Regions from separate parts of the Homo sapiens genome. Here region 1 is linked to region 2. A link is an interaction called in ENCODE POLR2A ChIA-PET data of the cell type or tissue named here. Cell type or tissue: PC-9. All regions are shown on one strand. Links, peaks and the distances in the headings refer to the core of each region. The heading gives the core; the rest is flanking DNA. Region 1 overlaps TRIT1 (tRNA isopentenyltransferase 1). Region 2 overlaps LOC105378669 (a long non-coding RNA gene).

Region 1 (6,371 bases), core at 557-5,556, 180 kb before region 2:
AATTATGTTCTTCTACATCTCTATCATTGTGATTTATTGGCCTACAGCAACAGTAACCTTCCTAGAAAGTTTGCATTTATTGAGGACCCGTCATGTGTCAGGCACATTCTGAGCACTATATATGTATTAATTCATCTAATCCTTGATGAAGCTAGGAAATATGTGTTATTACTATTATCTCTATTTTACAGGAGAATTGGGAAACAGAAAGGTAAACTAATTTGTCTTAACAATTCACATAACTAGAAGCTAGTGGAGCAGGAATTTGCTATTAGACAGTCTGCCTCAAGAGCCTGTGCTCTTCAGTGCTACACTCTACTGTTTGTCCACATAATGATGTCATCTTTCCAGGCCTATCATAGGCTACCTTTGCAAACTGGTCTCTGACTCCCCCCAAGATAATATTCGTCATCCCTTCTCTGTGGCCCTACAGCACTCTGAAAATATATCTAGCCCAGCATTTATCACATAAATAATAGACAGACAGATAGTATCTATCTCCTTGTCTGTTGTCCCACTAGACTGGGAATTCCTTAAGGAAAGGCACTGTCTCTTCAACTCTGAAACCGAAGTACCACACAGAATACCCAGCACTTCATTGAATGCTTACTGAATGTTTGCTGGATGAATAAGTTACTACTATCACGGACATAATTATACTTTAGCAACAAAATACCATCAGGCTAGCAAGCTAATTATAAGGCATACTGCTTCTAGAACATTCTAGCCTCCAGCCAACCTTCCACAAGAGACTGCCTTCTTTTTCTCCTTTGGACCTTCCCTGGATGGCAGTCTCTTTCCCATTCCGTCCATCCCATCCCACTCTACCTGTGATGTCTTCTCCTAATGCCAGGGCTATCCTTTCTCCCTTTCCAAACAGATATCTAGGGGAATGGCACTGTGCCTAAGCCAACAAATAATGATAATGATAATAAAATTAATAGCTAATACTTGTTTAGTGTTTATTATGAGCCACCCATGGTTCTCAGCATTTTCTATACAGTAACTTATTACTCCAAGTTCCATCACAGATGGACTCTAGGGCATCAAAGGGCTGTTACCTGCCTGGTCAGCATGAAGCCAAAGGATGCAAGGGTTAGAGAACTTCAGAGGACCTCCAAGGGGACCACCACCTTCTTCCGTATGTTGACGATGGAGAAATTCACTATGAGAGATTCCTGTTTCTTCAAAAACTTGCAAGCTCCTAAGTAATTTAAAAGGGGAGGGAGGGGGCACACCCATAAAAACCAATAGAAAATATTCATTCTCAAGTAAAACAAGGAGAAAGGCTGTTTATTACAGAAAGCCTCTTTCTTGAAAGCCAGTCACGACAGTGTGCACATCTGTAGTCCCAGCTACTCAGGAGGCCAAACTGGGAGGACTGCTTGAGCTCAGGAGTTCAAGACCAACCTAAGCAGCAACAGACCCTGTCTCTTCAAAAAGGGGGCATGCAGAAAGGCTTATTCTCATTTTCACTGCATTAAGTTCCAAAAGACATGAAGGTCTAGGGTTACTCCAGTCCTACAGCTACTCAGAAAAGGGTACTAAAGAAAACTTTAGGTAAAGTAAGAAATAATATTATTTTTCTAAAGATATATAAATTATTCTGAAATCAGTTAAATAGGTTCAGAAACAACAGGTTTCTTCTACACAAACAGAATGGTACTCACTCACTTTCAGATAAACAGTAAAAGAGCTTGTTTGGGACACTTTGTAACAAGCCAACAAGTCTGGTCTGGCTGGCGTGCCTTTCCCACAGTACAAAAGCATGTTGTACATCCAGCTCATCAGCTTTCTTTTTAAATATGTCAAATTAATGAAGAATGCTCCTGGCTAATCCAGTGCTCTACTGGCACAAAGATCACTGAGAAAAGAACTCACATACTTATTCTTAAGCCACCATCCACTTCTGTCCGTATCTATTATGTTATGCAGCACTAGGTAATTTAACTCCCAAATCTACACTCTACCACTCTGGGTGATTGCAACTTATCAGCCTGAAAGTGATCTTTCTCTTCCTGACCCAATTCTACTTCCTGAAACCCTAACGCAAGAGTGTAGACCCCCTTGTCTTTCAGTATCACTGGTTTCTCAAAGAAGATCTATGAGAAAAAATGTAGTAATAGATATCTCACTTATCTGGAGTTAAAATACAGCCTCAAGCCAAAAGAAAGATTAAAAAAAAAGAAAGTCCTCATTCTCTAAATGAGACTCTAGAGCTCTTGCTTAGAACCTATTGACTCTTACTAAGAAAAAATTCTCAAACTCATTACTCGTTTAGACGCAGCAAAATGAGAAGTGATAAGAAAGAACTGATTAGTAAAAGGAGAGAATAAACACCAAGCTCTAGAATCATGTAATAAAACAATATAAAAATGAATGTTTATCATAATGTTCCTAGGTTTAAAAAAAATTGAATGTTTTCTATTAAAGTGTTTAAAATGTTTGGATACTGAAAAGTATAAACTTCATTAATCTAAAACATGCATTCTTAATGAGGTTATACATTGCCTTTAAGGGGGTGAAAAAACTTAGATATTACAATTTGTGCCCCACCCCCCTGCCGTGCAAAGGACAACCCTACCTGAAGAAATCCTTTTCTTGGCTGAGTACTGTGGCTCATGACTATAATCCCAGCACTTCGGTAGGCTGAGGCAGGAGGATCGCTTGAGCCTAGGAGTTTGGAACCAGCCTGGGCAACACAGCAAAACATCTCTAAAAAAAATTAAAAATTTAAAAAACTAGCCAGGTATAGTAGTGCACACCCGTAGTCCCAGCTACTCAGGAGGCCGAGGCAGGAGGACATCTGAGCCCAGGAGGTCAAGGCTGCAGTGAGCCATGATTGTGCCACTGTACTCCAGCCTGGGCAACAAAGTAAGACTCTATCTCTTAAAAAAAAAAAAAAAAAGTAATAATAATAATGAATGTTTTAAATCCTATATTCTAACATTAAGTTTCACTGAGGGGGGTAAAATTAGGAGGAAAAATATCAAATTCATTTGAGTGGAATACTTCACAACCCCTATGAATATGAGATGTTACTTTAATATTTAATCTGTATAACCATCAATAGAACAGGTCCTTCATTAGATGTTCTACTATGCTGGAAGTGGTATCACTCCTAATACTGCAGAAAAATAAACCTAACATGAGGCTGCAATTCCAAAACAACCTAAAAAAACATGACCTTGTGAGTTCATTCACTACCTCTCTTCCCTACCAGATAGTTTCCATGTGCAAAGGTGAGCTGATCTGTGAGACAGTTAATAAAATCCACCTCCCACTGGGAAAGCTGCTGGGGCAGAACACGGCATTGCATAATCAGTTATGAAACCCAAATCACAATGTAAACAAACTGCATGCCAGAAAAAATGTATATGAAAACTGTTATACAAGCAAAGATCAAATAGAAAATGAAGCAACATTATATAGGCCCTAGGGGAAAACGATATTGTACTATGCATTTAAAATGTAACAAAGTAGGCTGCAATTATTTATTGAGGGAGTTGAACTGAAGCAATAACTCAGGGCCTCCCAACCTGCTGAGCTAGAACAACACATCAATCTCCACTAACTGCTATTACCAAATCTCTCTCATCATCTGGGCAAACTGAAGAACTGACTGCTCTCTAGTTGTAAAGGAATTTGGGGTCAGCGCGCCAGGCTTTCTTACCTGGCCACTTTGCGTTTGTCATGTGGATGCAGCTTGGCAGCCATTTCTGGGTCCACCTGGCTTAGGCGTTTGTGAAGTACAAGACCATCCTCCTTTTCAAGCTCCACTTTTCGGTCAATCACTTTCTCAGTGCCCATCTCCTGGGGCTATTAAATGATGGTTTAGAAGTATATTTAATTCAACCAACACTGAGACAGTGTATGTGCCAGGCACTTTGCTAACTGTCAGGAATACAGAATAATCAGAAGATCTTGCCATATAGTGAGAGATCATAAACAGAAAATTCCAATATGCTGTGGTAAGTGCTATGAGGCCACAGCAAACAAAAAAGACAGAAGACTTACAGCATAGGGAAACACCTGGCTATTTGCTTCCCTGTCAGAAGTTCAAACAGGTACCAGGGCTAATATGTCTATTTTAGCATATCCAGGAGTCTAGTCTTCTCAGCAAGGGTGAACAAGGAGACCAGGATTGCCAGTGAATTACAGTTTACACAGTCTTACCCTACATAGTAGCACCTACGTAAATAAGGTCAGTGTTGGACATCTCCCTAATATACATACTGTGCTGCCAGCCAGGAAATACTGAATCAGGCTAATGGCTAACGTACTGGGTTTTTTTTAATATAATTTTTCTAAAGAATTATACATATTTTTTTCTTGAATCGCATCTGTTTTTTTTTTTGAGACAGGGTCTCGCTCTGTTGCCCAGGCTGGAGTACAGTGGCGCAATCTCAGCTCACTGCAACCTCCGCCTCAAGCCTCAAGTGATCCTCCCACCTCAGCCTCCCTAGTAGCTGGGATTACAGGTGCGTGCCACCATGCCTGGCTAATTTTTGTATTTTTAGTAGAGACGGGGTTTAGTAGAGATGGGGTTTCACCATGTTGGCCAGGCTGGTCTCGAACTCCTGACCTCAGGTGAGCCACCCACCTTGGCCTCCCAAAGTGCTGGGATTACAGGTGTGAGCCACCACGCCTGGCCTAATGAACTGTTAATTTATATGGAGATGCTAATTAATCCACACAGCAACATTTTTCCCACACAGAGCCCCTTCCCATAGACCAGCCTGGAGGAACACACTTCACACATGGAGGTGGCATTTGCTTGAGAATATTAAGTAGGAAAATTATAGTTGCTGGGTATAAGAAATAGGCAAGAGTCAACCTTTCTCCCACTGAAATTAGACAGCAAGAAAGAGCAATCCATTTCCTCAGTGAGTTACGAGTGAACTAAACTTACCTTGGTATTGACAAGAACTTTCCAGAGCAGAGATTCAATGTAATAATTGGTTCCTCCCACAACAATAGGAATTTTGTCTCGGGCAAATATATCTTCAATGTGAACATTAAGAAAGATATCACGATATCAAGAGAATCCTGACTCACTTTGGAAGGACACCATTAGCAAGAAACCACATTCATTTATCTGCAGAGCAGAGGAGAAAGGGTGGGAACCAAAATGCGTTGATACCAGCCCTCAGTGTTTCCAACAAATTTCCAGAATCATGTCCAATCAGTTCTGGAGGGACTTGCAGAAACCAGAGACAAATGCATAGTGGTAATTCCTTCCAGTTCTAGAACTTTCTAGGTCTTGCTGCTAAAAGTCAAAGTTTTATTAGTATTCCAAATCAGTTCAATAAGCACAAGCCCAAGGACTCTCACAGAACCAAGTGTCAGCTGCTCAGGAGGCCATCAAGGTGACATCCATTGCATGACTTTGCCTTCTAAGGCAAAACACAAGCTGGTTTCTCTAAGGTTCTTAGACTTAGTCAGTCTCTACCATCATGGAGAGACTATCACATTTTGCCACTTGAGGCTTGACCAAATTAAGTGAGATGCACAGGTTCTGAAGATAAATAGACTTCAATTTCCAGGTTCAGCTCTTGGACAATTACTCAGCCTGTCTGAGTTTCAGTTTTCTCACCTGTAAAAATCCCCATGAGCCTTAAATGTGACAATTCATAGAAATCCCCTATCACAATGCCTAAAAAATAGTAAGCACTCAATTTACTATAGCCACTATTGTTTTTTCATCTCTGCTACTTTAAATTTTTCTCTTTAGAATCTCCGTTGAACAGATAATTATCTGCTTTAAGGCGGCCTTTGCTCCTGAGAATAATTTTTTTTTTTGAGACAGGGTCTCACTCTGTCACCAAGACTGGAGTGTAGTGGCGCGAAAACAGTTCACTGCAGCCTCAACCTCCCAGGGCTCGAGTCATCCTCCCACCTCAGCTCCCGCCACCAAGTAGCTGGGACTACAAGCACATGCCACCACATCTGGCTAATTTTTGTATTTTTTGTAGAGGTAAGGTTTCACGATGTTACTTGCCCAGGCTGATCTTGAACTCCTGAGCTCAAGCAATCCATCCACTGCAGCATCCCAAAGTGCTGAGGTTACAGGCGATAGCCATCGTGCCTGGCCGAAAATAACTTTTTTTAAAAGACTTTCAATATCCAGGTAAATAATCATTTACACATTTCTCCTTGCCAGCCAATCTGCAGGCATAGAGACAGACCACCTCTTTTCTACTAGAATCCCACTAACCCTTAAGCGGCTAAGGCAGGGTGGGAAGAAAGATGTTACCAATCAAGGATCATAAAGAAAAAACACTGTTTGCTTTAAAAAGAGAAAACAAATTCTCTATTTCCCCCTTTAAATTAAGTATAGGGAGCATACAATTTCCACAGTAAGATAAAAT
Region 2 (6,371 bases), core at 628-5,627:
ACTTCAGTCCTGCGTATTCAGGAAATCTCATAGACACCTTAAATTGAACATGTCTCATACAGAACTTATCACCTTTTACCATCAACTTCCTCATCCTCTAGTGCTCCCAGTGTCTGTAAGGAAATACTATCCACCCAGCTGCTCAAACCAGAGAACTAAAAGTCCACTTGACTACTCCCTCTCTCTCACATACACACACACACACCCATAAAAGATCAGTCACTAGCTTCCGTCATTTCCACCTCCTAGATCACTCACTCTCAAATCTGTCCACTCCTTTTTTCTTTTTTCTTTCTTTTTTTTTTTGAGACGGAGTTTCTTTCTTGTTGCCCAGGCTGGAGTGCAATGGACAATCTTGGCTCACCACAACCTCTGCCTCCCAAGTTCAAGCGATTCTCCTGCCTCAGCCTCCCGAGTAGCTGGGATGACAGGCATGCACCACCATGCCCAGCTAATTTTTGTATTTTTAGTAGAGACAGGGTTTCTCCTTGCGGATAAAGCTGGTCTCGATCTCCCGACCTCAGGTGATCCGCCCACCTTGGCCTCCCAAAGTGCTGGGATTACAGGCGTGAGCCACCGCGCCCGGCTAAATCTGTCCACTTCTTTTCATCCCTACTGCTGCCACTGCAGTCCAAGCCATCATCATCTCTTGCCTGGACTTCTTCAACAGCTAACTTCTCTGGCCTCCTTGCATTCACTTTGGCCCTTCTTCATGCTATGGCTAGAATGTTCTTGTTCAAACACAAATAGGACCGTGCATGTTCTCAGTTTAAAGTCCTTCAGTGACTTCCCTTGGAATAGATTTCAAAATCTTTAATATAACACACAGGTTGTGCATGATCTGGACCCTGCTATTTATTTTGCCTCAGTCTCATCTCATTTCCTTTTATTCTCTGTGCTCAACCACACTAATCTTTTCTCAATTCCTTGAACCTACCATGCTGTCTCTCACCTTTGGGACTTCATACTTTTCCTCTCTGCTCTATTCTGTTGTCTGGCTAATTCATACTCATCCATCAGATCTCATATTAAATAGCATTTCCTCAGGGCATCCTGCCCTAATCCTTCCAGATTAAATCAGCTCGCCCTGTTATGTGTTTCCTTATACTTCTGAACTTCTGTTTGGCAGCACTTTGCTTATGATTCTTGTAATTATTTAGTACAGTATCTGTTTGGTGTCTGTCTTTGTCACTAGATTGTTAGCTCCAAGATGACAGACTGTGCCTGTTTTATTCACCATTGTATCCACAGTTTTCAGCAGTGCCTGGCATGCAGTTAGATGCTTACTAAATATTTGCGGTCTTAGGGCACAGCGAGGGAAGACTTAAGTAGCACTGGACTTTGGCCACAGGCCAGAACTGTCTGTGACTACACCCACCCCCATGCTCCCCTAAGAAAACTTGTAAGAGTCAGGGGAAATGGAATTACTTTATGATTTCATGTACTGCCTATGGCAACATGATAACATATTCATTATAATTTTACTTATTAGAGTGAACAATTAGAAAAAAAATCCCTAGGGCTGGGCATGGTGGCTCACACCTGTAATCCCAGCACTTTGGGAGGCTGAGGCGAATGGCTCGCTTGAGGCCAAGAGTTCGAGAGCAGCCTGGCCAACATGGTGAAACCCCATCTCTATAAAACATACAAAAATTCGCCAGGCATGGTGGCATGTGCCTGTAATCCCAGCTGCTTGGGAAGCTGAGGCAGGAGAATCGTTTAAACCTGGGAGATGGAGGTTGTAGTGAGCCAAGATAGCACCACTGCACTCCAGCCTGGGTGAAAGAGCAAGACTCTGTCTCAATAATAATAATAATGTAGTGAATCCTTAATTTTCAAGTAAATACATTGCATGGGGCCCTGATACGTAAAATGCATTAAAATGAAGCCAGTCTAGTTAAATGGGGGATGGGACAGAACTTAATCTCTTGGGCCTCCCCAGCTTTTCCTTTCCCTTTCCTTTCCCCATTTTTCTTTCTTTCTTCCCCCACACCTTGAAGGCTTTCCAATCCCTATCTCTGTTCTCTCTTTTAAAGCCAGGGCATCATTTCTATCCCAAGTTTCCATGAGGTACTGCAAATACTTTGTTGTGTTGTTGCTGTTAAACTGGCTCAAGTTGGTTTTCTGTTACTTGTAATTTTATTTTGTTTTGTTTTGTTTTTGAGACAGGGTCTCACTCTGTCACCCAGGCTGGAGTGCAGTGGCATGATCTTGGCTTACTGCACTTCAACCTCCACCTCCCGGGTTCAAACAATTCCCCTCCCACCTCAGCCTCCCGAGTAGCTGGGACTACAGGTGCAAGCCACCATGCCTGGCTAATTTTTTGTATCTTTTGGTAGAGACAGGGTTTCACCTTGATGGCCAGGCTGGTCTCGAACTCCTGACCTCAAGTGATCCGCCAGCCTCAGCCTCCCAATGTGCTGGGATTACAGGCATGAGCCACCATGCCCAGCTTGTTACTTATAATTTAAAAAAAAAACCTTAAACAATACTGTTGCAGCTTATGATTCAGTTATGTAATAGAAAGAACACTGGCTCTGGACTCAGAAAACTCTGGTTTCAAATCTAGGTCCTGACTTTGAACAAGTTAATCATTTTCAACTTCAGTTTTCTAATCTGCAAAGGGGATAATCCTAGCTTTCACCATTAAAAGACAAAACACTAATATGTTAAAAGACCCATTATTGAGCAAGCTCTCAAGAAATGTTAAATAAGTAAGATTAAAGTCTTATTCAGAACCTCCCCTATCCGTCCAACTTGAAGGAATGAATAACTGAATTCAGTGCAGCCAAAATTAGCAAGGCTGCCATCTTGTGGTGACTCACTGGCACATTGTCCAATGTTATTGAGCGGAGTTGAAGCAAGATGTTCTAGAAACTAAAGCTACATAAAAGGATAGCAGACATACCAGAGAGGCATTGGAATAAAGATAATAACTAAGACTGGACTTTTAGGAACTGGCATATGCAGCAGAGAAGTCAGGGAAAGCGACAGAAAGAAGTGGCTGATGAAGGAGAAGCAAATAAATATATAATTGTGCAGTGTATCACTCCAGCCAGAGTTGACTTCCATACTGGAGTTGATAATTAACATGATCTTACTTCTTTTTTTTTTGAGATGGGGGTCTCACTATGTCACCCAGGCTGGGGTGCTGTAGTGTGATCTCGGCTCACTGCAACCTCTGCCTCCTGGGTTCAAGAGATTCTCCTGCCTCAGCCTCCCAAGTAGCTGGGATTACAGGCATGTGCTACCATGCCCAGCTAATTTTTGTATTTTTAGTAGAGATGGGGTTTTGCCATGTTGGCCTGGCTGGTCTCAAACTCCAGACCTCAGGTTATCCACCCACCTCGGGCTCCCAAAGTGCTAGGTTTACAGGAGTGAGCCACCTGTCCCAGCCAGATCTTACTTCTTTTTTCAAGACTTCAGAAGCCATTAACAAATCCAGCCGATACCATTATCCTTTTAATACCATTGCCCCCACGCCACAGCTCAACAGTGCTCCTTCTGGAGGCTCTAGGGGAAAATGTGGCCTTGGTCACATCACTGTGACCTCTGCTTTCATTGTAATATTGCTTCTTCTGAGCTTCGTCTGACTTCTGAGCTTTGTCTGACTTCTGAGCTTCTTGACTCTGACTTTCCTGTTTCCCTCTTTCCCTTACAAGGATCCATGTGATTACATTGGGCCTACCTGGATGGGCCTACCTGGATAATCTAGGATAATCTCCTCATCTCAAGATTCTTAATTTAACCACATTGCAAAGTCCCCTTTCCCATTTATGGTAAGATAGTCACAGGTCCCAAAGATTAGGATGTGCACACCTTTGGAGCACAATAGTTCTGCATACCACAGTGCATTTTTCTCAACTCTACATTCAGTGACATAACCTTGGTAGCTTGCAATTGATTGTAGTGAGAGTATTTACACCACAAAAGTTGCCAATTGCTACAAATCAGGGCTATCTCCCATGGACAGCCTGATGTTAAACTTAACCTGCACCGGTTATGATGGTTAGCTCAGGTAAATGGGTCTATTTTCAAGGTAAAAGAGAAATGTCACTATACAATAGCTTGTAGGATTATGCATATAACCCAAAGAATACTAGGGGTACCTCCTACTTCTTCTAAATCCGGTGCTAAAAATTAATGGAAAATTGTGAAAACATTATACAGGATGGACCACCAAGGTCTCCAATCCCACAAGAAAGAGGGTTTGGTCACCTATAGGAAACTCAGTTATAGCCCCAAACAGAAGCTATATGATTAAGTTCTAGTCAATGAAATGTAAGTGAAATTAATATTTCCCACTTCTAGATCAGGATGTTTAGGACAGTGGCATGCCTTCTTCATGCCTCTTTCTCTTTCCATCTCTATGACACTAGTGAACTGAGGTGCTGGCTGAAGACAAAGAAGATATAGAATGGGTAGTGGATATATGAAGTCAAAGATAACTAAGGCTTTGTGATCAGTTACAGAAAGTTTTTCGCCAAGCCAGTTAAGTATCTACATGTTGTATTGAATTTTCTTCTCCTTTCATTTCCCTTTCTCCCATGAATATATATAGGGTGTGGCACGTTATAGTGGTTAACTTTAAAGTTCAGTCCACATGGTGGCACACGCCTGTAATTCCAGCTACTCGGGAGGCTGAGGCAGGAGAATCGCTTGAAGCTGGGAGGCAGAGGTTACAGTGAGGTGAAATCAAGCCTTAGCACTCCAGCCTGTGTGACAGAGTGAGACTCCATCTCAATAAATAAATAAATAAATAAATAAATAAAGTTCAGTCCATACAGACTATTGAGGCAGGATTATTATGAACTGGAGAAAGAATGAACATGATTCAGAGATCCTGGACTTGTTGCTGGATGAAGTTACTGATGAGGATTTGAGATAATTTCTTTTTGGGGGGTAGAAGGTGAGTATAGTGAGTACAATTTAGGTTATAAAAGGGAGGGTTGTTTCAGTTTGGAGTTTTGTTTTGTTTTTTGAAGTGTAAGTAGAGAAAGAAGGGTGTATTTCGATGTCAGGCAGTCACAAGTGTTTATTATAGTGGACACCTATCATTCTTATTGTACACTCAGAATCTGTAACCCCTTTGTATGTTTGGACAATATCCCAAACATAAGAGACAGAGAGACAAGACAGTGAGCACGCACCTTACACTATCAAAGCTGGCAGTGCTCACTGTCACTTTCCGCGTGTAGCAGACTCAGCCAATTCCATTCTCTTTAATTTGGATTCCCTAACACAAGTAAGTTAGGGAAAGGAGAAAAGCTAACTTGGGTTTGTTAATGAGTGGTTACTGCTATGGATAACTGGGCTTAGGCCCTCTAGGGGCCCTCAAAAACACCGTGAAATGCATCTGTGTTCCTCTCAGGGGCAAACAAGCTGAAGTATTTGCTGTTAGATCTGGCTATGAGACAGGAAGCAGGGTATGCTTTGTGGGTTCCTTAGAAAATGTCAGCTTTCCCATTTCAAACGCTGCACATTCCCCTTCCTCTTTCCTTGTCCCTTAAACCTGATTTGATGGCACTAGGGCTGCAACAGCCAACTTGCAACCACAAGGGTAAGGTGAAGTGAATTGCAGAAATATCAGCTCTGACATTACTGAGCCAGTAAAACTGCCTACCTTCATTTTTCTTGTATGTGAGAAAAACTGACTTTAAAAAGGTGACTACAGTCAAGTTTTCTGTTATCTGTGGGCAAAAGCATTCACATTCGTAACTGATTTATTTGGTCTCATTTACAGCCAAGGGCACAGGCCCAATTTTGCTTTTGTGGGTTTTTTTATTTAAAATTTTTTTCCTTGAGATGAGGTCTCACTATGTTGCTTAGGCTGGTCTTGAACTCTTGGGCTCAAGTGTTCCTACCACCCCAGCCTCCCAGAATGCTGGGAATACAGGCATGAGCCACCACACCTGGCCTAACTTTGAGTCCAAAGGTCGCAATACAGGCCAGGTGCAGTGGCTCATGCCTGTAATCCCAGCACTTTGGGAGGCCAAGGCAGGAGGATTGCTTGAGGCCGGGAGTTCCTGACCAGCCTGGGCAACATAGCAAGATTCCAGCTCTACAAAAAATACAAAAAGTAGCTAGTCATGGTGGCATGTGCCTGTAGTCCCAGGTACTCCTCCGGAGGCTGAGGTGGGAGGATCACTTGAATCCAGGAGTTAAAGGCTGCAGTGAGTTATGATTATACCACTGCACTCCAGCCTGGCTAAGAGCAAGATTCTGTCTTAAAAAAAAAAAAAAAAAAGAAGGCCGGGTACGGTGGCTCACACCTGTAATCCCAGCACTTTGGGAGGCTCAGGCGGGCAGATCACATGGTCAGGAGTTTGAGACCAGCCTGACCAATGTTGTGAAACCCCCCTTCACTAAAA

The links. ChIA-PET counts read pairs that join two places held together with the same protein. Peaks named below come from ENCODE experiments on the same cell type or tissue, not always from the same donor. Only the 100,000 strongest peaks of a DNase experiment are listed, where the experiment ranks them.
Region 1: POLR2A ChIA-PET joins it to region 2 with 11 read pairs; 4 of 35 experiments call an interaction of 5 or more read pairs at or near these places.

Annotation. Positions count from the first base shown.
Region 1 is chr1:39,849,058-39,855,428 of GRCh38, forward strand. TRIT1 (tRNA isopentenyltransferase 1) reads right to left here. Exons shown (of 11, transcript NM_017646.6): 3 at 4,913-5,011; 4 at 3,674-3,819; 5 at 1,062-1,204. Among named protein-coding and RNA genes, the nearest start is that of MYCL-AS1, 31 kb to the right of the region's middle. In PC-9, for the core only: no CTCF peak of the experiment used is centred there; DNase peaks (open chromatin) are centred at 3,464 and 4,014; H3K4me3 peaks cover 320 bases; H3K27ac peaks cover 1,994 bases.
Region 2 is chr1:40,029,663-40,036,033 of GRCh38, forward strand. All of the region lies in intron 2 of LOC105378669 (a long non-coding RNA gene), which reads right to left. Among named protein-coding and RNA genes, the nearest start is that of CAP1, 7.9 kb to the right of the region's middle. In PC-9, for the core only: a CTCF peak has its summit at 2,823 (motif pointing left); a DNase peak (open chromatin) is centred at 1,219; H3K27ac peaks cover 666 bases.